Linked DNA regions of Homo sapiens: region 2 is linked to region 1. Evidence: read pairs that join two places in POLR2A ChIA-PET (ENCODE). Cell type or tissue: Panc1. All regions are shown on one strand. Links, peaks and the distances in the headings refer to the core of each region. The heading gives the core; the rest is flanking DNA.

The links. ChIA-PET counts read pairs that join two places held together with the same protein. Peaks named below come from ENCODE experiments on the same cell type or tissue, not always from the same donor. Only the 100,000 strongest peaks of a DNase experiment are listed, where the experiment ranks them.
Region 2: POLR2A ChIA-PET joins it to region 1 with 5 read pairs; 4 of 35 experiments call an interaction of 5 or more read pairs at or near these places.

Annotation. Positions count from the first base shown.
Region 1 is chr12:66,070,855-66,075,025 of GRCh38, reverse strand. No RefSeq gene overlaps it. Among named protein-coding and RNA genes, the nearest start is that of LINC02425, 42 kb to the right of the region's middle. In Panc1, for the core only: no CTCF peak of the experiment used is centred there; no DNase peak of the experiment used is centred there.
Region 2 is chr12:65,932,778-65,936,948 of GRCh38, reverse strand. The region is part of intron 3 of HMGA2 (high mobility group AT-hook 2); the gene reads right to left. HMGA2-AS2 (HMGA2 antisense RNA 2) reads left to right here. Exons shown (of 4, transcript NR_199060.1): 4 at 1,820-3,631. Among named protein-coding and RNA genes, the nearest start is that of HMGA2-AS2, 14 kb to the left of the region's middle. In Panc1, for the core only: no CTCF peak of the experiment used is centred there; no DNase peak of the experiment used is centred there; H3K27ac peaks cover 2,384 bases.

The DNA of each region.
Region 1 (4,171 bases), core at 982-3,481:
TAGTAATAGTGATAGTATAATCACTGAAATCTATTTTCTTTCTAGAGGATCAAATTTAAAATATCATAAAAGTATTTTCCTTTTCTTTGTATTTAAAAGTATGTATATCATTCAAGGATATCTGATTGAACTTTCACTAAAATGTATCAGGAAAGTCCTGTTACCGTGTGTGAGCTGGGATACAGAGGTCATGAGGTGAGATCTCCTTGTTTCATGCTTCTTTCTTTCTGCAATGCCAGGACTATGTGGGAGGACAGTGTTTACATTTGTGGCCGGATATATATTTGTGTGGAAAGCAAGAAATGCTTGAAGCATTATTTCAAGTTCATAAGAAGTGTGTGCTGTTATTCCTTGCAACTACTATCAACATGTATGGCTTCCACAACAAAATTTTTCCCCTTTTTTCTTTATCATCACTGGATGGAAATATACAGCTTACTGCTAAGATCATATTTCCAGGTTAGTGAGGTAAGAGTTCCTAAATCTTTATTTATTTCAGATCTCAATTATGAGGCTATATTGCAAGTTTGATAGTGTCTAATCCATCATAAGTACTCAATAAGTATTTGTTAAAGAACAAATGGTTTCATTAACTACAGAATGCATTGCAGTGTATTTTTCCACTATAAAATTTCTACCACCTTGAAGATATCAGAAAAGTTTCCTATATTCCTTGCCATTGCTTTTCTGCTCTCAGTTTAAGAGACAGCTTGCCTCTCATGATCAACTGCAGAAAACTTTGTGGTTTTTTGTTTGTTTTTGTTTTGTTTTGTTTTGAGACAGGGTCTTGTTCTGTTGCCCAGGCTGGAGTGTGCAGTGGCATGATCATAGTTCACTGCAGTTTTGAACTCCTGGACTTAAGCTCAGCTGGCACACATCACCATGCTCATTTAATTAAAAAAAATATATATATATATATTAGCAGAGACGAGGTCTTGCTATGTTGTCCAGGCTGGTGTCAAACTCCTGGCCTCAAGCAATCCTGCCACCTTGGCCTCCCAAAGCGTTGAGATTACAGGTGTAAGCCACCTCAACCAGTACCCTCCCTTCTTAAAAAATAGAGATAGGGTCTCATTCTGTTGCCTAGGCTGGAGTGCAGTGGCACGATCATAGCTCTCTGTAACCTAGAACTCCTGGCCTCTGCCTCAGCTTCCCCAAGTGCTGGGATTATAGGCATGAGTTGCCACACCTGGCAAGTGCAGGAGAACTTATAGAATCTTACAGAATTGGCCGGGTGAGTGGCTCACACCCGTAATCCCAGCACTTTGGGAGGCTGAGGTGGGAGGATCACTTGAGGCTAAGAGTTCGAGACTAGCCTAGTCAACATGGCAAAACCCTGACTTTTCTGATAATACAAAAAAAAAAATTGTCAGATGTGGTGGCATGCACCTGTACTCCCAGCTACTCAGAAGGCAGAGGCAGGAGAATCACTTGAACCAGGGAGGTGGAGGTTGCAGTAAGCCGAAATAGCGCCACTACACTCCTACACTCCAGCCTGGGTGACAGAGGGAGACTCTGTCTAAAATTTAAAAAAAAAAAAAGAATCTTATAGGATTTCTGGGTTAAACTTCTTTTTTAAAAATGCCAGAAGATATGCTAGCTGTTTTTTGAATGGAATGTTGTTGCACCTTGCACCTCATTTTTTTTTTTTTTTTTTTGAAATGGAGTCTCGCTCTGTTGCCCAGGCTGGAGTGCAGTGGCGCAATCTCCGCTCACTGCAAGCTCCGCCCCCCAGGTTCATGCCATTCTCCTGCCTCAGCCTCCCGAGTAGCTGGGACTACAGGCACCCGCCACCACACCCGGCTAATTTTTTTCTGTTTTTAGTAGAGACGGGTTTCACAGTGTTCACCGGGAAGGTCTCGATCTCCTGACCTCGTGATCCGCCCACCTCAGCCTCCCAAAGTGCTGGGATTACAGGCGTGAGCCACCATGCCTGGCCGCACCTCTATTTTTAAGCAGGACAAAATATCTTTGGAACAGCCAAATAAGTGAAGAGTGTTGAACTAATTGGAAGAAGATGAAACTTAATGGACTCCCCTCTGCTCACTTTTTTCTTATCCTTGGATTTGATTTTTGAATAATTTTATTTGGAGAATGATTTGGTGATACCCTGGAAGAGATTCGAGGGATTAACTGTAATGGCCAGTTGGTCGCAAGCCACGTAAGGAACCTCACATGATTCAGAGTGTGAACCATTCCTAAAACGGAAATTAGAACTGAAATTTTCACATGTAGACCTAGCGCTAATGGGAAATCAACATAGAAAAAGTTACGTTGCAACTGAAAACATTAGGCTTGGAAGCCAGACACATCACACTTTGATATCTTACAAGTTGAGTCACTTTAGCCAAACAAGTTTCCTCATCTTTACAACTAGGTGATAATGCCGTCCTCCCAGGGATGCTAATAGGCTGAAATAAGACAAACAGCTTGCAATAGACACATCCTGATATTCTTCTGTTATCATTGAGTGTGTTTGCAGGTTGAAGAACTCAGACAAGGAATGGATTTTTATATATTGGTCCCTCTCGCATTCAAATTTGTAGTTAGTAGATCAACAAAACATAGGCTTGATGAACCAACCCTTAAAACTATAGATACTGCCTTGTAATCTGTTCCTACACATTTATTTCTTATAACAGGGCTTAGGAAAATTTCTCTTTCAGTTTTAATGTTTCTCACTTGTTAAGTGAAGGTGTTCGCATAAGAGGAACTTCTAGGTTCCCACAACTCTCTAAGAGGAAGCTTATGCTGTTTTTGTTTCACTGTTGGTCCAACACAGGTCACAACTTTGGATTATTTTCCCTCCCAGTCCTGAACCCTCTTGGAAACACCCTTATTCTATGTCACCAGCCCCCATCCCTTATCTTGATAAAAAATTTGTTCAGATTGTATCTTTGGCCTGTCTATAATCTCAAAATAGGGGAGCCTCAAACACACATTCCTAGAATTTAGAGATAGCAATTTGTGAAATCATTAAAACTAGTCACAGTTTATGGCAAAAGTTTAAAAAACAAAACAAAACTTGTTGATTTCATTCACGTCTAAAAAATATTGTATTCATTTTTGTTTTAACCTCAGTGTTAGAAGTGAAATATGCAGACTGTGAAGCTGGTAAATGTTGGGGCATATATTTAAGGCAAAATACACTGTAGTCTCCTCAAAGCGCAGGAAAGAACAAAACTCTTATGCCCTGGATGTATGCACTGCACTGTTTGTAAAGGAAAACAGCTTCTCTCTGGGCCCAAGAGAAGCAAGAAGTGGAGGGACTGGAATCCCCCACAATGCAGTGATTTCCTCTTTTTCTATTCTTAGGCCACAGCAGTCTCTAAGGATATGCTAACATGTTCTTTCCTCACCAAACTCCCTGAGGAAAGGGTCCAGAGGAATGGCTCATATCAAGGGTCCTAGAACTTGGAATGAGGAAACCTAGAACTTGGAGCCAGACCTAGCAACTAGAGGGTAAATCCAGTTTCCCCAGTAACACCCCATCCCTCCCTGGGTGCAGTCCCTCAGCGATTAATCTAAGCTTCTGATACAGGTTATAGGGGCAAAGAGATAAAGGGCTAGAATTTCCAAGACTGGGTGGAGTTGAGGCTCAGAATTCTCAGCCTATTCCCCCCAGGGCGTACCATGCAGTTAGCCTGCCAGTGTGGGGGTGGTGGGCCGCAGGGAAAGTAGTGAGGGTGAGCTATGCCACTCACAGAAAGTCAAGTTGGTAACCAGTATGGGGTTACCTATGATATCGAGAAAGGGGCCCCCACTCCCACATCTTTTGCACCAGAGTCCCCCTCCCTGGTTAGCCTAGAAATGACCTGGACTCCAGCCTTCGGCTCTCTCATCTGCCTGGCACAGCCCTGCTACAGCAGCATCCTGAGGTGGAGGGCTCATCTCAGTAGCTCCCCCTTCAATAGCTAACTGCTTTTTGCTGAACAGTAATGCACTATCTCAGTTTGTTTTCTGTTCGTATTACAGAATACCTGAGGCTGGGTAATTTACAAATAAAAGAAATTTGTTCCTTACAATTCTAGAAGCTGAGCAGTCCAAGGTTGAGAGGCTGCATGTGGTCAGCTTCTGGCAAGGGCCTCATGCGGGGTCATAGCACGGCAGAGGCGCCACAGGGCAAGAGGGTAGGAGCCCGAGTGTCAGCCTGGGTCTCTCTTCCTCTTCT
Region 2 (4,171 bases), core at 550-3,049, 140 kb after region 1:
TGAGTTCCATTCCCTTCACATACAGGGAAAGGAAGTTCAAGATAGTGGGGGAAGAACAGGGCTTTGGGGCCAGAAAGACCTCTGAGATCAAGTATGAGACCAGGTATGCGTAAGCTGTGTGACCTGGTAGCAATTTAAACTTCAATTTCCTTAATTCTATAAAGTGGATTCCTCATTGGGTTGCTGGGGTGATTAAATATGATGAATGACACTAAAGTACATAGCACAGTTGCTGGCTGAAAGAACTTAATAAGCATTATTCAATAGCACTAGGGAGGGTGGCGGTGATGGCAGTAGTAGTCACCGTAGCAGCAGTGGTCATGTAATCCTTATTGTTTATGATTTGCAGTGCTCAGTATCAATAAATGTAGTACCACTGTGATGAATGATTACAGGTCTCTCTGTATTATCAATGTAAAACCTGCACTCTCTGATTTGCAAGTTAGTCACTTAAGCCTGGCCGTTTCTGTGGCGTTTGGAATTCTAGTTTCAGCTGCACAGGAATATGTATGGCAACCAGAACAGGATTTTTTATGTGCTTTGTTCACCTAACTTGTGCAGGACAATGGCAATTTCCTTTGTATTGTGTGACGCAGAGTTCATAGGCATACATTTCACAAAGATGTTATCTAGACTGATTTCCTTCATTCAGCTCTAGCCTGGCTATTTAAAGTACTTGATTTGTGGATAGGGATATCCTCCCCCCACATTCTTGTAAGGCCAAAAAAAAAAAAAATGAATGGAACAAAAGATTTACAGAGAGAGCAAAGAACACACGCATTCATAATATTAACAAGGAACAACATTACTTAATAGTAAAAGGAAAACAGCTTAATAATAGTGGCTTGCAAACTACATCTGACCCACAGATTCCATTTGTGAATGGGTCCAGCCATGTGAACATTAAAGCTATATGTATTAGACATGTATGAGAATTCCCTGTAGCTTTTTTTCATAATATTACTGTAACAGGACGCTGCATCAAGAATGCAGTGCCTTAAGCACTTAACTGCTACCCTGCAAGACTTTACAGCTTAAAGTACTTCCCTTGTTCTCCTATCTTCAAAACACCCTGGGCTGCTGGGAAAGAGATCCAGACTTTAAAATGTACTATTGTTTGAGATTGCTTTTGAAAGGAACATCTATTTTATAAAATTTAATTAATGACTACCAATTACATTTCAGGATTTGAAAGAAAAAAAAAGCTTCTTTTTCTTCAACAGTTACCACTCTCTAAAAATAACTCTCAGCAAGTTACAAAATTAGAATTTCATTAAAAGCAAACTTAATTTTTCCATGTTCAAAGTTATGTGTTGCTTACAAACTACCTTTAGTATGCTTAGGCTGTTAAAGAGTTGACAGATACACTTTTCTCCAAGATCATAACAGTAAGTATTCACACTATGATGTCTGCATGTGTGTTATGCAGACAGAAAAAAAAAAAGAAAAACCCAAATTCAAACAGACGTGTAGTTAGGCTATAACGAGCATGTATAACACACTGCAATTATGCAGATATTTCTGTCAAAGAGATGTCATTTACTCAACAAATTTTCAAATAGCTGCTTTGTGCTTAGATGACTAATAGATTATTCTCGAGCAAATGTTAAGCAGCCATCTAATAGATCACATTCAACTATAAGTTCACTGTTTAACAAGTTATAATGGTGCTAATAATTGATAAAATTCCCTATATACATATAAGCTTAGAATTAAGCTAATTTTTCAACCTATTGTTTGACATCAAATGGAACACAAAGCTAATATGGAAGAGCTTGAATGTTGGAACAATCTAATTTTCTTGATGCTTCCCCAACAGACGCAACAACTACAGTATCTTCAGGATGCAAAGCCATACAGGCGCTGTCAGTTCCCTTCTACTGGGGGGCAAGAAAACCTCCCTTTGAGCTGTGGTGACAGGGTTACATGGGAGGGTTTGGTTGCTCTTCAGTTCAGAAGCCATCACTGCCAGCACCTGCAACTTGCTGCTCTGCACCTTCTGCTCTGACCACTGGTGAGAGAAGTCACTCCTTCCTTCTCTTGCTCTTAAGATCCCTCTTAAGTCCTGCAGGGTAACACCTGCTTGGCTGCCACAGAGGTGTCTGGGTCTCCTGGTGCCTTTATGGATACTCACCACTCATGCAGGGTCTTCAGGGAGAAGATGAAGAAATCAACAGCCAGCAGCATGAAGAATGCCAGCCTCTAGGTTGAGTGATTTCATTCACAGTTCCTCAACCTATGTGCAAATCACTTTCAAGTGAGGAACTTCTATTCATGTGAACAAATGTAAGCATCAGAACAAAAGTGCCTCAGTTCTGCTCATCACAAACAGATGACATTTGTGGGTGTACCAACAGCCTTTATAGAGAAAATGGAGGTATGATTTGGTAGAAAACATAGAGGCCAAGGCTCTCAGGAAGACAGATTTTGCATTCTCTGGTTATAGCCACAACATATTAGATAGTAAAATCACAGGAATGTCGTTGAACAAGTGGGCTGGGGTATAAAAGGAACCATTCTACAGCATGAATTCCAGTATTCTCCTAATGAAAAGGAAAAAGACCAAAGCATAAAAGTATGCTGATGTTATTAGAGAATATGGTCATTGCTACACAACTGGAAAAAGTGAGCATGGGAAAATGTCACTGGATCCAGGCAATACTGGTTTTATCCCCCCAGCCCCTGTATTTTATCAATGGTTGCACAGTGCCACTGTTGAAAATCTGTATAAATTCACAATTACTCCAATTATATGGAATAATATCTCGCAATGTAGCCATTTAAATCTGAATTAAAGCACTTAGAATGTATTTTCTTTAAGTGGCTCTTTTTGAAAAGATGTGAGAATTCCCTATTCTTTGAGGGCTACTGTTCAGTGAATATACAAACACATGTAAACTTTTTCTGCTACTGCAAGCTGAGGCAGAAGAGAAGGTAGGATATAGTTGATATAGGAGTTTACAGAAGAGTTCTGTGGCTTTTTCTGAGAACTCATATCTGGGCATACTCTGTCCCAGGGCAGTTCTATATTAGTGATAAAATTGGTCTACGTTGGCATTGCTTTCTTCACTCTATTATGGTGTTTGTTCATGGCCCTATGGGTTCAAACAAATTAAGGACAGGTTAACTCTTCTTACAAATGGTTAATAATCATTTAGTGATTAGGGAAAAATTGTCACTGTTGCTTACTCCTTATAGAGTGCATACCAGTGTTTAAAAAGATAAAGACATTTTTGATGGATACCTCCCACTATCTTTTATATTTATTCTTTCAGTCAACCATAATTTCAGAATAACAGACTTACCTATGCATAGCTACTGAGGAAGCAAGGTATAGTTTGGTAAATTTTTTAAATAATCTTTTTATCCTTTAGCATTAATTACCTCATTCACTGAATGCATCATTCTGTATACAAAATGTTATTACAAAGTGGATTTCATAAGAAATGCAATCTATTTTGCAGACTATAGTGATTGTTTACACAGGATAAATTAAAGGGGTGCTTTGCAACATCGCTTATGCTTAAAGGACAAAATATTAAGGAGGTTTAAAGAAAACTTACAGCTTAGTTTTGTGTCTGGTCAGGTATATGTAATTTTTAGTACAATAATAAAAAACAAACTTTCATGGAGTTCTGCAAAGGTCTTTCCTGTATATCAGCATGTATATGAAGAGACCATGTTTACGAAGCACGGAATCGTCCCCAGGTTACTCTTGGCAGCTGATAATGAATGAAGGAAACATTTCAAACCTATGCTAGTCTACCTCCAAAGGCCCTACTTTATCTTCAAATTATACTAGATAGGAGTGTAATCATGATAAAGAATTCGTAAGAATGCAGTTCATCCCCTAAATATCCTAGCTGAACTTCTCAAAGTGATAAGGAATGCTCCTCTGTCACAGCCCAAGAATAAACTTAGCATATATAGGACAGAGGTGTGGGAAAGAAAAAACAAGTTGGTGTCTGTGGTATGTGCCCAAGATGCCAAAATCACTGATGTTTTGAATGGCAGTGGCAAGAACAACCTCATTGGCTATAGTCATTGCAATAATTGTTTTTTATAAAGTGAGGACATCCTTTTGAAAGATGGCTGCTTTAGATTTTGCCTTGAACACAAATTTTGTAGACAGTAGACCTGTCACAATGCCCAGAGAGTCCTGTTGCTGCAC